Regions from separate parts of the Homo sapiens genome. Here region 1 is linked to region 2. The links are chromatin contacts, found by Hi-C or POLR2A ChIA-PET in ENCODE. All regions are on one chromosome and are shown on one strand. Each heading gives the region's core, a stretch centred on a gene start or an enhancer-like site at or near the end of the contact. The rest is flanking DNA. Distances are from core to core; before and after follow the strand shown.

The links. A loop is a pair of places that touch in the nucleus more often than their neighbours do. ChIA-PET counts read pairs that join two places held with the same protein, here RNA polymerase II (POLR2A). Pooled maps may share reads with other maps.
Region 1: a map with no recorded cell type shows a loop between it and region 2 (1.8-fold over the local background). The contact joins the promoter of CHLSN-AS1 here to the enhancer-like site in region 2. A Hi-C loop is called at or near these places in 6 of 168 maps with a recorded cell type or tissue (B cell, GM12878, heart left ventricle and 2 more), 18 of 37 single-sample maps with no recorded cell type and 16 of 50 pooled maps. POLR2A ChIA-PET finds 5 or more read pairs at or near these places in 3 of 52 experiments (CD8-positive, alpha-beta memory T cell, GM12878 and activated CD4-positive, alpha-beta T cell).

The regions. Positions count from the first base shown.
Region 1 is chr7:1,061,316-1,067,485 of GRCh38, forward strand. CHLSN-AS1 (CHLSN antisense RNA 1) reads left to right here and starts at 4,416. Exons shown (of 3, transcript NR_187853.1): 1 at 4,416-4,769. The region is part of intron 2 of CHLSN (cholesin); the gene reads right to left. RefSeq lists enhancers at 1,089-1,258, 4,389-4,558 and a silencer at 3,038-3,332.
Region 2 is chr7:926,094-931,804 of GRCh38, forward strand. It overlaps ADAP1 (ArfGAP with dual PH domains 1), which reads right to left. Exons shown (of 11, transcript NM_006869.4): 3 at 460-551. Among named protein-coding and RNA genes, the nearest start is that of ADAP1, 26 kb to the right of the region's middle. RefSeq lists enhancers at 1,942-2,528, 2,784-2,873. Within about 2 kb of position 4,123, at least 5 of the 41 ENCODE cell types and tissues checked have a DNase peak (open chromatin) inside an H3K27ac peak, as active enhancers do; they include GM12878, where a contact is called at or near this core.

The sequences.
Region 1 (6,170 bases), core at 3,166-5,665, 140 kb after region 2:
GGGCCCCACACAGGGCAGGCACATGCCTCCAGCGCAGACCCTCGCCTGCTACCTGAGACACTTCACTGTGCACCATGGCCTGCCCCAACCCCCTACCCAGCGAGTCCCCTCCTCATCCCCAGGTTCCCGCCAGCCTCTGCTGCCTGAGACCCTCCACTGAGCGCCAAGGCCTCCGTCCTCATCCCCAGGCTCCCGCCAGTCTCTGTGGCTGCTTCCCAGGAGCTGCGTCGCTGACTGTTCCTGAGACACCTGCTCATCTATATTCTATGTTGCCTTCACCTGGGAAGATTCGGCACCTCCTGAGCCTCCTGCCGCCCCTGAGAGATTCCCAAAGCCTTCACCTCATCACACACAGAACACAAGAACTTGAGCCACTCGGGGCAGAAAAAGGAGCTACTTGTAAAAAGTCAAGGTAGTCATCTGCCCAACTCCCCAGTTCTTCCAGGCAGCCGTCTCCCCAACTCCCCAATTCTTCCAGGCAGCCATCTCCCCGACTCCCCAATTCTTCCAGGCAGCCATCTCCCCAACTCCCCAATTCTTCCAAGCAGCCATCTCCCCGACTCCCCAATTCTTCCAGGCAGCCATCTCCCCAACTCCCCAATTCTTCCAAGCAGCCGTCTCCCCGACTCCCTAGTTCTTCCAGGCAGCCATCTCTCCAACTGCTTAATTCTTCCAGGCAGCCGTCTGCCCAACTCCCCAATTCTTCCCCAGTTTGTGAGACACCAGGATGCGAGTTTTTCAGCGCGTGACGTCCCAGGGTCAATGATATTGCTACCAACACTTCTTGACTACTATAGTTCAAAAATCATTCATCTTATTTTTGTTTATCCACAAAAAAACCTTGCCCTGCTTCCTTAAGTAAGATTCCAGAAAGGGAGTTTAGTTGTAGATTCACTTCATTAAAGTTCTAAGAGTTATTGTAGGAAGCTGGATCTAGTGTGAATTGTGGCGAAGAGATCAGGAAATCTACACACGTCTTCTTTCATACACAGCACACGACAGAGGGAAAGCAGGAATAGTAACCGTAACAGAAAGTATCATAAAATTGGTTATTTCCCCTCGAATTGTACGTCTTAATACTTTCGGTTACCCCTCTGTAGTTCCTCTTTGCAGAAATTCTGTCCACCCAATCACCCAGGAGTGGTTCCACTTCACACACGCCCGGCACGCAAACCATGTCTCCACACGTCTCAAACGGTAGCAGAGGGAGTACCTTGGCTGCTGGCGAAGGAGTAAGCCACGCGGGCTGAAGGAGCAGGCCTGCCCCACACAGGCGTTACTCCTCCCAGAAAAATAAGAATAAAGTCACCATTGACTACACCCCTGAGGGCTTCTGTGGCCCTGAGGATGGAACTGAGGTGTTGGGGTATCCTGCAGCCCTCCCAAGGATTCCGGCAGAAGTGAGAGCACACGTTCCTGCCTCCGCCCTGCTGCACAGGGCAGCCTGGCAAGAGCTGTATGGCGGTGCGCACGGTCCGCACTCCGTCAGGTTGGGAAGTGAAGGAAGAGCAGAGAATCTAGGCAGGAAGCATAACGTGAACATGCCCATTTCACATGTACCCCTACTCCTACCCCTAACCCCTAACTCTAACCAACTTAAACCTCACCTAAACACCCTATTCCTAACCCCCTAACCACCCTAACCCTAACCCTCAACACCCTCATCTGAACCCTAACCCTTACAGAATCGCTCTGGGCCTGCCTGGCTTTGCCAAGCCTGAGCGTGTGAGTGCATCTGACCTGCCCCCTCCGTTCTCTCTGGGCTCCTCCATCCTGTGTCTTCTGGCATCGCTCACAGACCCACGCCCCATCCTGCTCAGCCACCTTGACTCGCTGGGGGACCACAAGATGAACACAGCTCTGACACTGCCAGCTGACCCCGGCCACATCTGGGGCTTCCACGCGACGCTGTCCCCAAACAGCAAATCTTTGGGTACAGATGGGAGGTGTCCTGAGGCTGGGACAAGGACTGGGCAGGGGCTGGCAGCCGGTCTGGCAACATAAGCAAGCCCCTGGCTTTCCCTCTGCTCACTGCCTTGGCTCTCTTCCTCACTCTGTGACTGATCGGGTGCTCCTGAGAAACGGGCTCCCTGTGCTGCTCCTGGGGTGTGCGTCATTTTCCCGTGTCCCGTGTCCTACGGGTTCCAGGCACTACAATTCACTGGTCCACTCTGCTGCTGACAAACATGGGGACTGTTTCCAACTTCAGGCGTTCGTGCACGAAGCGGCGCTGTTCTGCCGTGTCTCCCAGCGCCCACCATGGGCCCCTGCGTGGGGCACTCCTCGGGCAGACACAGCCTCAGCCGCGCACGCTCACCAAGTGTGGTCTCACGTCCTCACCTGCCCTTGGTGCCATGTGTCTCTGGTATTTTGTGCCAAGCCAGGGGAGGATTAAGGCATTTCCCATCTTAATGACGTCTTGGCCTCTCCAAAGAAGCGCCTCTTTAGGGATTCTGCCCACGTTTCTAAGTGATGTAAGGTCCTTCCTGGTTTGATCTGAATGTGGGCCCTTGCCACGGCTCCTTAATCTAACTGTACCCCTGTACCTGTGCTGTTCTCTTTCCACAGAAGGGCGAGCTCTACCACACCACAGAGAAGTCAGAGCTCCGCAAGTCCCCACCTGGAAGATGGAAGACCCCTCAGAAACAGCCTGTTCTTCCCTCTGCAGAGGTGGGGGGCAGGGGGACTAGCCACACTCAAAACTGGCAGCCTCTGAGGGGAGGGAGTCACTTCAACATCTCGAACTTTAGACAGATGTGTGTGCCTCAGGCAGCATACACACACACATACATGCGTGCAAGCATGCACACATATGCAAGCACGCATGCACACACACAAACACACACGTCTGTCTCCTCCCCGGGAACACCGTGACCGGAAGAGGCTTCACACGCGTCGGCTGCAGGGTAGGAGACCCGACACAGCGCCGGGTCCTGATGGGCTGTGACGTGAAGATGGGGAGACCAGGCCCTTAGCAGCCACAGAACAGGCCCCGGAAAGACGCACGATGGCTCCACTCTTGGAAGCAGATGGTGGCTCTGTAGGGAGACAAGGCTTACCTTGCTCCAGGGACTCTGAGGAGACGCTGTGCAGGGAGGCTGCCCCCAGCAGGAGACATGGAAGGTGAGGGCAGAAGGAACAGCGGTGGGGAGCAGGGGCACTGACAGGTTCCAGACCCTGACCCTGAGCTTCCCACAGCGCCTAAACGCAACACCCTGACTCCTGAGAGGAAGGGAGGGAATCCCGAGCTGACCTCACACAGGAGAACCGAAGCTCAAAGCTCAAGTGTCACCCTGAAAGGCACCGGCAGACAAAGGCTGAGTCTCCAGAGCCAGCCCTGCATCCACCCAAACTAGCGTGGTGCAGGGACTCCTCCCTCGGCCGAGTCACCTGGCCCCAGACTGTCGGATGTGGGGCCAGCAGGGACCCTGGGGGACGCCCCATGGACACGAGGGAGACTGAAGCCCAGAGGGTCCCACAGCAGTGAGCAGCCCCTGCTGCCAGGCTCCAGGGCTCCAGAAGCCCCAGCCCACCCCACACTCAGGGCGCACAGAAGGCCCCAGGAGGGAGGGTGGGAAACGCCGGGTCAAGCGAGCAGCATCCGATTCTTTTCTGCAGGACATCTGAGCTGTGCCACACACACTAAGGCTTCTAAAGAGAAAAGACAGCGTTCCCCGCTGTCCAACCCTAATCATCACAGGACGCTTTCTGCAGAGCCCCTTGGGGCACGAAGATTCTTCCCAGCACCAGTCTGAGAAACGATGAGGCCCTGGGCAGGAGGAAACATGGCCCCATCCTGTTCTAGGGGCCACGGCACCCCTTGGGGCCCCTCTCCAGACCCAAGGCTGGACAGGCTGGCTTCCTGCCCAGCTCCAGCCAACTGGCATACACTAAGTGTGCAGCTGAGGTGGTGGGAGGAAGGTAAAACGTACCCCACTTGGCAGCCACTTCCAAAATTAAACATGGTTAACATCTGTCCCCGCTGTCCCAATTCCAGACATTTACCCAAGAAAAATGGGAACGGAAGTCCACACAAGCACCTGTATACAAATGTTCACGGCAGCTTTGCTCATAAGAGCCCAACACTGGAAACAACCCAACTGCACATCAACAGGTGGACAGATAAACAGATGTGGCCTGCGCATCGAAGGAATGCTACTCGTCAGCGAAATGGACCCACCGGGGACAGGCGCGGCAACAGGGTGAACCTCACAAAACATGCAGCTGCGGGGACACAGCTAGATGTGAGCACGTGCAAAGTACTGGAGCCTCTTCAGCAGCTCCAGAGCAGGGAACCCACCTCACCAGCGACACAGCGGCGACGAGGGCCGGGTCTGGGAGGGCGTGGGCCAGGGAGGGGCGACGGAGGCGGTCTCCCTTGCCGGGGTGCTGGTGACACAGCGGCTGCACCTGTCAGAACACGCCAGGGTGGAGACAGGAGATCTGTGTGCTTCCCGAGTACAGATCACGGCTCAGCATCTCATGGGAAAGGGACAGGGCTCTCTTCAGGACACGCAGTAAGATTTCAAGTGCGGGCACTTTTAATACTCCGCGATCCAAAGGCAGCTCCAGGGCCAGCCGCGGTTTCCGGCCTCAAGGGCAGGCTCGGTTCTGGAGCTCCCTCCAGTGGCCGTCGGGGTGCCGTCACTTTCAGGGCCCCACCAGGAGAGCAGGGGCCCCGCCGAGGACCAGAGCGCCTGGACCAGAGGGAGCCCTGCGCGGCCGGCACGGATGCCTCTCAATAGGCGGCATGGGGCCGACACGACTCGGTGAGTTCCCGCCACGGCTTTCGCCGGCAGCCGGCGGCTGGAGGACAAGGAGAATGCGCCGGTTCTGTTCCTGGACAAGCTCCATGGCGCTGCGGGGTCCCGGCCCAGAAAGCCCACCCTCCCCCAGAATTTCCCCAGGCCCACAGAAGGGGACCGGAATGGGAAAAATACCGACAAACGCAGCAACGGTGCGGCCGTAGGTGTCTGCGCATCCGGCGGGGCTCCTACGGGACCCCCACGCCGCCTGGACGCCGCCTAGCAGATTTGGGGCCAGGCTAATTGGGGCCCATCGTGGCCCACAGATGCCAGCTCCGGGCCATGCTGAGGGACAGGGGAGCGGAGGATACTGCCTGTTTCCCGGCGGGGGGCCCTGCTCAACAGCCTTTCCCTTCCCTACAAACTGTCCCAGGATCCCGGGCCATTCCTTCCAGTAAGTTGGGAAGTCCAGGACCAGACCTCAACGTGGAAAAAGCTGGAGGAGAGAAGGGGGGACGAGGGGTTCTACCTGCCCTCTACCTACCTGCCCTCCTACCTGTCTGTCCACGGGATGCCCAGAGGCTCCCAGACCACCAGCCCCAGACCCTTGGTACTGCGTCCCCAGCTGTCTGCCAGGGGCCTGCTGGGGAGGCCGATGCCCATCCCTAAGCCTGAGCCTCCAGCCCGGCACGAGGGAAGGCCCCACATGCCCCAAAGGAGAGGGTTCGGGGCACAATCTTCACAAAGGCTGGAGTGCACCCCAGAGGTGAGGGTTTGGGGCACAGTCTGTTGGCGGAGGCAGGAGTACACCCCAGAGGTGAGGGTTTGGGGCACAGTCTGTTGGCGGAGGCTGGAGTGCACCCAGAGGTGAGGGTTTGGGGCACAGTCTGTTGGCGGAGGCTGGAGTGCACCCAGAGGTGAGGGTTTGGGGCACAGTCTGTTGGCGGAGGCTGGAGTACACCCCAGAGGTGAGGATTTGGGGCAGTCTATTGGCAGAAGCTGGAGTACATCCCAGAGGTGAGGGTTTGGGGCACAGTCTGTTGGCGGAGGCAGGAGTACACCCCAGAGGTGTGGGTTTGGGGCACAGTCTGTTGGTGGAGGCTGGAGTGCACCCAGAGGTGAGGGTTTGGGGCACAATCTTCACACAGGCTGGAGTGCACCCCAGAAGTGAGGGTTTGGGGCACAGTCTGTTGGTGGAGGCTGGAGTACACCCAGAGGTGCGGGTTTGGGGCACAGTCTGTTGGAGGCTGGAATACACCCAGAGGTGAGGGTTTGGGGCACAGTTTTCACACAGGCTGCAGTGCACCCCAGAGGTGAGGGTTTGGGGCACAGTCTTCACACAGGCTGGAGTGCACCCCAGAGGTGAGGGTTTGGGGCACAGTCTGTTGGTGGAGGCTGGAGTACATCCAGAGGTGCGGGTTTGGG
Region 2 (5,711 bases), core at 2,873-5,372:
CTCCACAACCTCCCGATCCCAGGATGCTCAGAGGACTGGGTCTCAGGCTTCCCCAACCGGCCACCGGTACCCACGTCCGCTCCCGCCCTGAGGAGCCAGGGCAGGCCCCGAAACAACAGCCGCCCCTCCCGTTCCCCTCCCAGACCGCCAGGAGCACCTGGGAGGGCCCCTCAGATCCACCCGAGACCCCCAAGGCCTCAGCGAACCTGGGTGGGCTGTAGCTACTGATGCACAATGACCTTCCCAGCCCCACCCCAGCGCCCCCCGCCCCAGAACCAAAGCCCGGTGGTGGCCAGCAGACACAGGCGGCACCTCGGGGTCTGGGGGACGCAGCTGCGGCTGGCTTCTCCCCGACCCTGTGGGCGGCACCCAACTCCCCACCCTGCCGGGTCCTCCCGGGGCCATCTCGGAGCCACCCAGCACTTGACCATGGCCCTGACAAGGCCCCTTTGTACTCACTGGCAGTCGGAGGGCGTGGGCCGGTAGTAGAAGGAGGGTACTTTGGACTCAAACCTGGCTCTCGCGGCGTCGTTCCCGTGGGAGGCCATGAACTGCAAGAGAGGAGGGGCCGGGTCAGAGGCCTGGGGTCCCAGGGGCAGCCTAGGAGGTGCCAGCTGCCCTTGGGGCCGTCACCACAGTGACCCGCAGACCCAAGGCTCTGAGGGCTCCACCAGCACCAGGACGGGAACGCCACCTCCTCCTGCCCCAGGGACACCATTTCTGAGTGATCGACCCTCCCCTGGGACAGGGAAGGAGCCAGCGTCCCTAACGACGGGGTCCCGGCAAAGGGGGCCCAGGGGCCAGGCCCCTTTTGAGGATGGGTCTGAGGTTTGCCCCACCGTTTCAACCCCCAAGTCCACCCACACCGGGTGTCCCGTGGGAGAGAGCTGGCTGCATCCTGTGACCCCCATCTCTGCCCCAGAGAGCGAGGGCTTCCTCGTTCACCCAGCTCCCCAGCTCACATTTAGCAAAGAGCCAACAGGCGCCAGACACGGGGGCCTGGAGATGGGCTGGTGAGCGAGAGACCCAGATGTGGCTAGGACAGAGTCTCTGAGGGGACTCTGCAGGGACACACTGCAGGGACCCAGAACATGTTTACGAAACAGGCTGAGGGAGAAGGAAACGGCGCCGTGAAGGAGGGGAGGTGCTGCAGGAGGCTGTCGTTCCAGGAGGCTCGTGCTCCAGGAGGCTGTCACGCACACTGTGCTCCTGGCAGGCGCAAAGGCCCTGAGGGTGGACGCTGGCAATGACCCTGCCGCCAGCCAGGTATGGTGAGCCTTGAGCAGCAGGAGGGGCCGCCACACCCCACGCCAGCCCCGAGGGCATGGGAGAGGTTCTGCTTGCTATGCTGTAAGCCCCCAAGGCAGCTGCTGTTTGCACCTTCAAGCTCCTGAACACCACTCGCCTGAGGCCGCAGCCAGGCCCAGCCAGACTGAAGTCCCCTGACATCACCCTGCTCCGAGGATCACATGGCAGTAAACAGGGAGGGCCCAGAAGAGCAGCTGGAGAAATCACAAGCAACAAGAGGCTGGCACCAATTTAAAATTCGAAAACCAATGGCTTTTCCATAGAAAACTCAAATACAAGGAGAGATCCTGTCACCAACAGCAACAGGACAAATCACCTGAGTGGCTGGATGAGAAATGTCCCAGGTCTCCAAGGGAAAACTGGCGTGTGCTCCCGAGGACGAGAGCCTCGACCCGAGACACAGGGAGGTAGAAAAATGTCTCCTTATGGGAGTCTACATGTTTTTTATAATAATTGCCAAAAAACAGCAACAGAATTTATTATATTTTTTTACCTAGAAATGGTTCTAAAGTTGAAAAAATTAACAAGGGCCAGCCGGGGACAGGGGCTCACATCTGTAGTCCCAGCACTTTGGGAAGCTGAGGTGGGAGGACCCCTTGAGCCCAGGAGTTCAAGACCAGCCTGGGCAACATAGTGAGACCCTGTCTCTCAAAAAAAAAAAAAAAAAAATTAGCCAGGTGTGATGGCGCACACCTGTAGTCCCAGCTACTAGGGAGGCCGAGGTGGGAAGATGGCCTCAACCTGGGAGTTTGAGGTCGCAGTGGGCTATGGTCGCACCACTGAACTCCAGCCTGGGCGGCAGAACAAGACCATGTCTCCACTGGACACAGCGGCTCACACCTGTAATCCCAGCACTTTGGGAGGCCGAGGCGGGAGGATCCCTTGAGCCCAAGAGGTCAAGGCTATGAGCTATGGTTACACCACTGCACTCCAGCTTGGGAAAAAGAGCAAGACCCTATCTCTGCAAAAAAAGGAAGGTAAAAATAAAAAATAAATAAAAATGGGTAAGGGTTTTTAAAATTACTTTTACATGCATATGTATACTTTTAATTTGTTTTAATGGAGGTGGGGTTCCACTCTGTTGCCCGGGCTGGTCTCAAACTCCTGGGCTCAAGCCATCGTCCCACCTCGGCCTAAAAATGGGGAAGGATTTGATCGGACATTTCTCCAAAGAAGATGCACAAATGGCCACTCGGCCACGCAAAGGCACTCAACACTGTTAGCTGTCAGGGGAACGCAGATGAAAACCTCAATGAGCTACCACCTCTCCCCACTAGGATGGCAAGGTCAAAGTGGCACAGGGGAGTGAGCTGGAGAGAATGTGGAGTGATCAGAGCCCCCGCACGCTGCTGGTGGGAACCTCCGGCTCTGGTGACTAACAGTCTGGCAGTTCCTCAAAACGGTAAACACAGAGTTACCATAGAGTCCAGCGATTCCTCTGCACCGTAAGAGACGCGAAGACGCAGAGACATGCACATGAGTGTTCACAGCACATTCTTCGTGACAGCTGAGAACGGGAACAAGCCCCAGCTCCGTGAACGGAACCACAGATAAACTAAATGTGATCGAGCCACACCATGGAGGGTTCCTCGGCCATAAAGAGGAATGCCGGCCGGGCGCGGGGGCTCACGCCTGTCATCCCAGCACTTCAGGAGGCAGAGGTGGGCAGATCACGAGGTCAGGAGTTCAAGACCAGCCTGGGCAACACGGTGAGACCCCGTCTCTACTGAAAATACAAAAATTAGCCGGGCGTGGTGGTGCACGCCCGTAATCCCAGCTACTCGGGAGGCTGAGGCAGGAGAATCGCTTGAACCCGGGAGGCAGAGGTTGCAGTGAGCAGAGATCGTGCCACAGCACTCCAGCGTGGCTGACAGAGCGAGACTCCATCTCAAAAAAAAAAAAAAAAGAGCAACACAATTCTGACACACGCTACAACCCAGGCGATCCTTGGACACACGGTGCCCATGGAGGAAACCAGACACAAAACACCACGAATCGGCCGCACGTGGTGGCTCACACCTGTGATCCCAGCACTTTGGGAGGCTGAGGTGGGAGGATCGCTTGAGCCTGGGAGTTCGGGACCAGCTTGAGCAACATAGTGACACCCTGTCTCAAAAAAAAAAAAAAAAAAAAACAAGACCACGTATTGCATGATTCCATCTGTTTGAAATGTTCAGAACAAGCAAATCCACAGAGACACAAAGCAGCTCTGTCTACATTCAGTAACGGCTGGGGCGGTGGTGATGGGAGGGGTGGTGAGTACCGGCTGTGTTGGGACGTTAAAATGTCCTGAAGTTAGACAGTGGTGATGGTCGTGCAGCCCTGTGGCTTCACTAAAACTACTGAACTGTACGCTTTACGGGAGTGAATTGTATGTGGATTATACCTCAACAAAGCTGTTATTAAAAAATAACCTTCAGGGTTGGGTGTGGTGGCTGAAGCCTGTAATCCCAGCGCTTGGGAGACTGAGGCGGGAGGATCACTTGAGGCCAGGAGTTCAAGACCAGCCTGGGCAACATAGTGAGACCCCCGTCTCTACAAAAAATACAAAAATTAGCCAGGCGTGGTGGTGCACGTCTGTAGTTCCATCTACTCAGGAGGCTGAGGTGAGAGGATCGTTTGAGCCCAGGAGCTTGAGGCTGCACTGAGCTGTGATTGAGCCACTGCCCTCCAGCCTGGGTGACAGAGCAAGACTGTCTCAAAAAAAAAAAAAAAAAAAAAAAAAACCCTCAGGCAGAGAAGGCCTATTTATGTATGCTATAGACCCTAAAACCACAAAATAAAACGCTGACCACTTTGACTATGTCGAAGTAAAAATTTCCACGGCAAAAACCACCATGAGCAAATTCGAAAGACAACCTAGAAAAAAATGTTTTTGGTATCTCAGATTAATTTCTCTAACATACCAGCAACCCCTAGAAGATGAAAACAGCTAACATTGCAGCAGAAAGGCAGGCAAAGGTGTGAAGAGAGTTCACAGGCAAGAAAACACAGGGCCGGGCGCGGTGGCTCACACCTGTAATCCCAGCACTTTGGGAGGCCAAGGCGGGCGGATCACGAGGTCAGGAGTTTGAGACCAGCCTGGCCAACATAGCAAGACCCCATCACTACAAAATTTTTTTTTTTAATTAGCCAGGGCTGGCGCGGTGGCTCACGTCTGTAATCCCAGAACTTTGGGAGGCCGAGGGGGATGGATCACCTGAGGCCAAGAGTTCAAGGCCAGCCTGGCCAACATGGCAAAACCCCGTCTCTATTAAAAATACAAAAATTAGCTGGGCATGGTGGCACACACCTGTGATCCCAGCTACTCGGGAGGCTGAAGCAGGAGAATCGCTTGAATGTGGGAGGTGGAGGTTGCAGTGAGGTGAGATCACACCACTGTACTCCAGCCTGGGAGACAGTGAGACTGTCTCTAAAAAAAAAAAAGTAGCCAGGCACGGTGGTGTATGCCTGTGGTCCTAGCTACTCCTTGGGAGGCTGAGGCAAGAGGATCACTTGAGCCTGAAAGTTCAAGGCTTTAGTGAGCTATGATAGTGCCACTGCATTCCAGCCTGGGCGACAGAGTCAGACTGTGTCTCAAAAAAAAAAAAAAAGAGAAAGGAAGGAAGGAAGGAGGGTAGGGAGGGACGGAGGGACTGAGGGAGGGAGGGAGGGAAGAAAGGAAGGCAGGAGGGAAGGAAGGACGGAAGGAAGGACGGAGGGACGGAGAGACAGAGGGAGGGACGGAAGAAAGGAAGACAGGAGGGAAGGAAGGAGGGAGGGAGGGAGCGAGGCCCACACAGACCCCTGGCTGCCTGGCCAGGGTGGGGACGGTGCTCAAAGGTGGGAGACAGGGAAGGAGACAGCTCCCTTCTGTGACTGTCCTTGGAAACTGCTGAATGTGTCACTAAATTGTCGAAATACATTAAATAAGGTAGAGACGACCCACGTGTCCATCAGAGGGTGAATGAATAAAGCAAACGTGTTCCATCCACACAAGGCATGTTCTCCGGCCTTGAAAGGAACGAAGCTGTCACACAGGCTGCAGCGTGATGGGCCTCGGGGACCTGGCACCGCGGGAAAGGAGTCGGACGCCGAAGCTCACACGCCGTGCGATCCCGTTTTTAAAAGTCCAGAACCCACAAATCTACACAGAGAGAAAGTGGATTTGCAGCTGCTTTGGGCTGGGCGGGGGTAAGAGCCAAAAGGCACGGACTTCCTTTCTGGGGTGATGAAAATGTCCTAATATTGGCTTCAGCGAAGGTTGCACAACTCTGAATTTACTAAAAAACCTTCAACTGTGCCCTTTACACGGTGAAATGTATGGCTGTGAACGGCATCTCTAGGAAGCAGTTGTTTTAAAAGGTATTATCAAGGAATAGAAAGTAGGGAGAAAAAAAAAAAAAAACATAAAATGTGAAGAA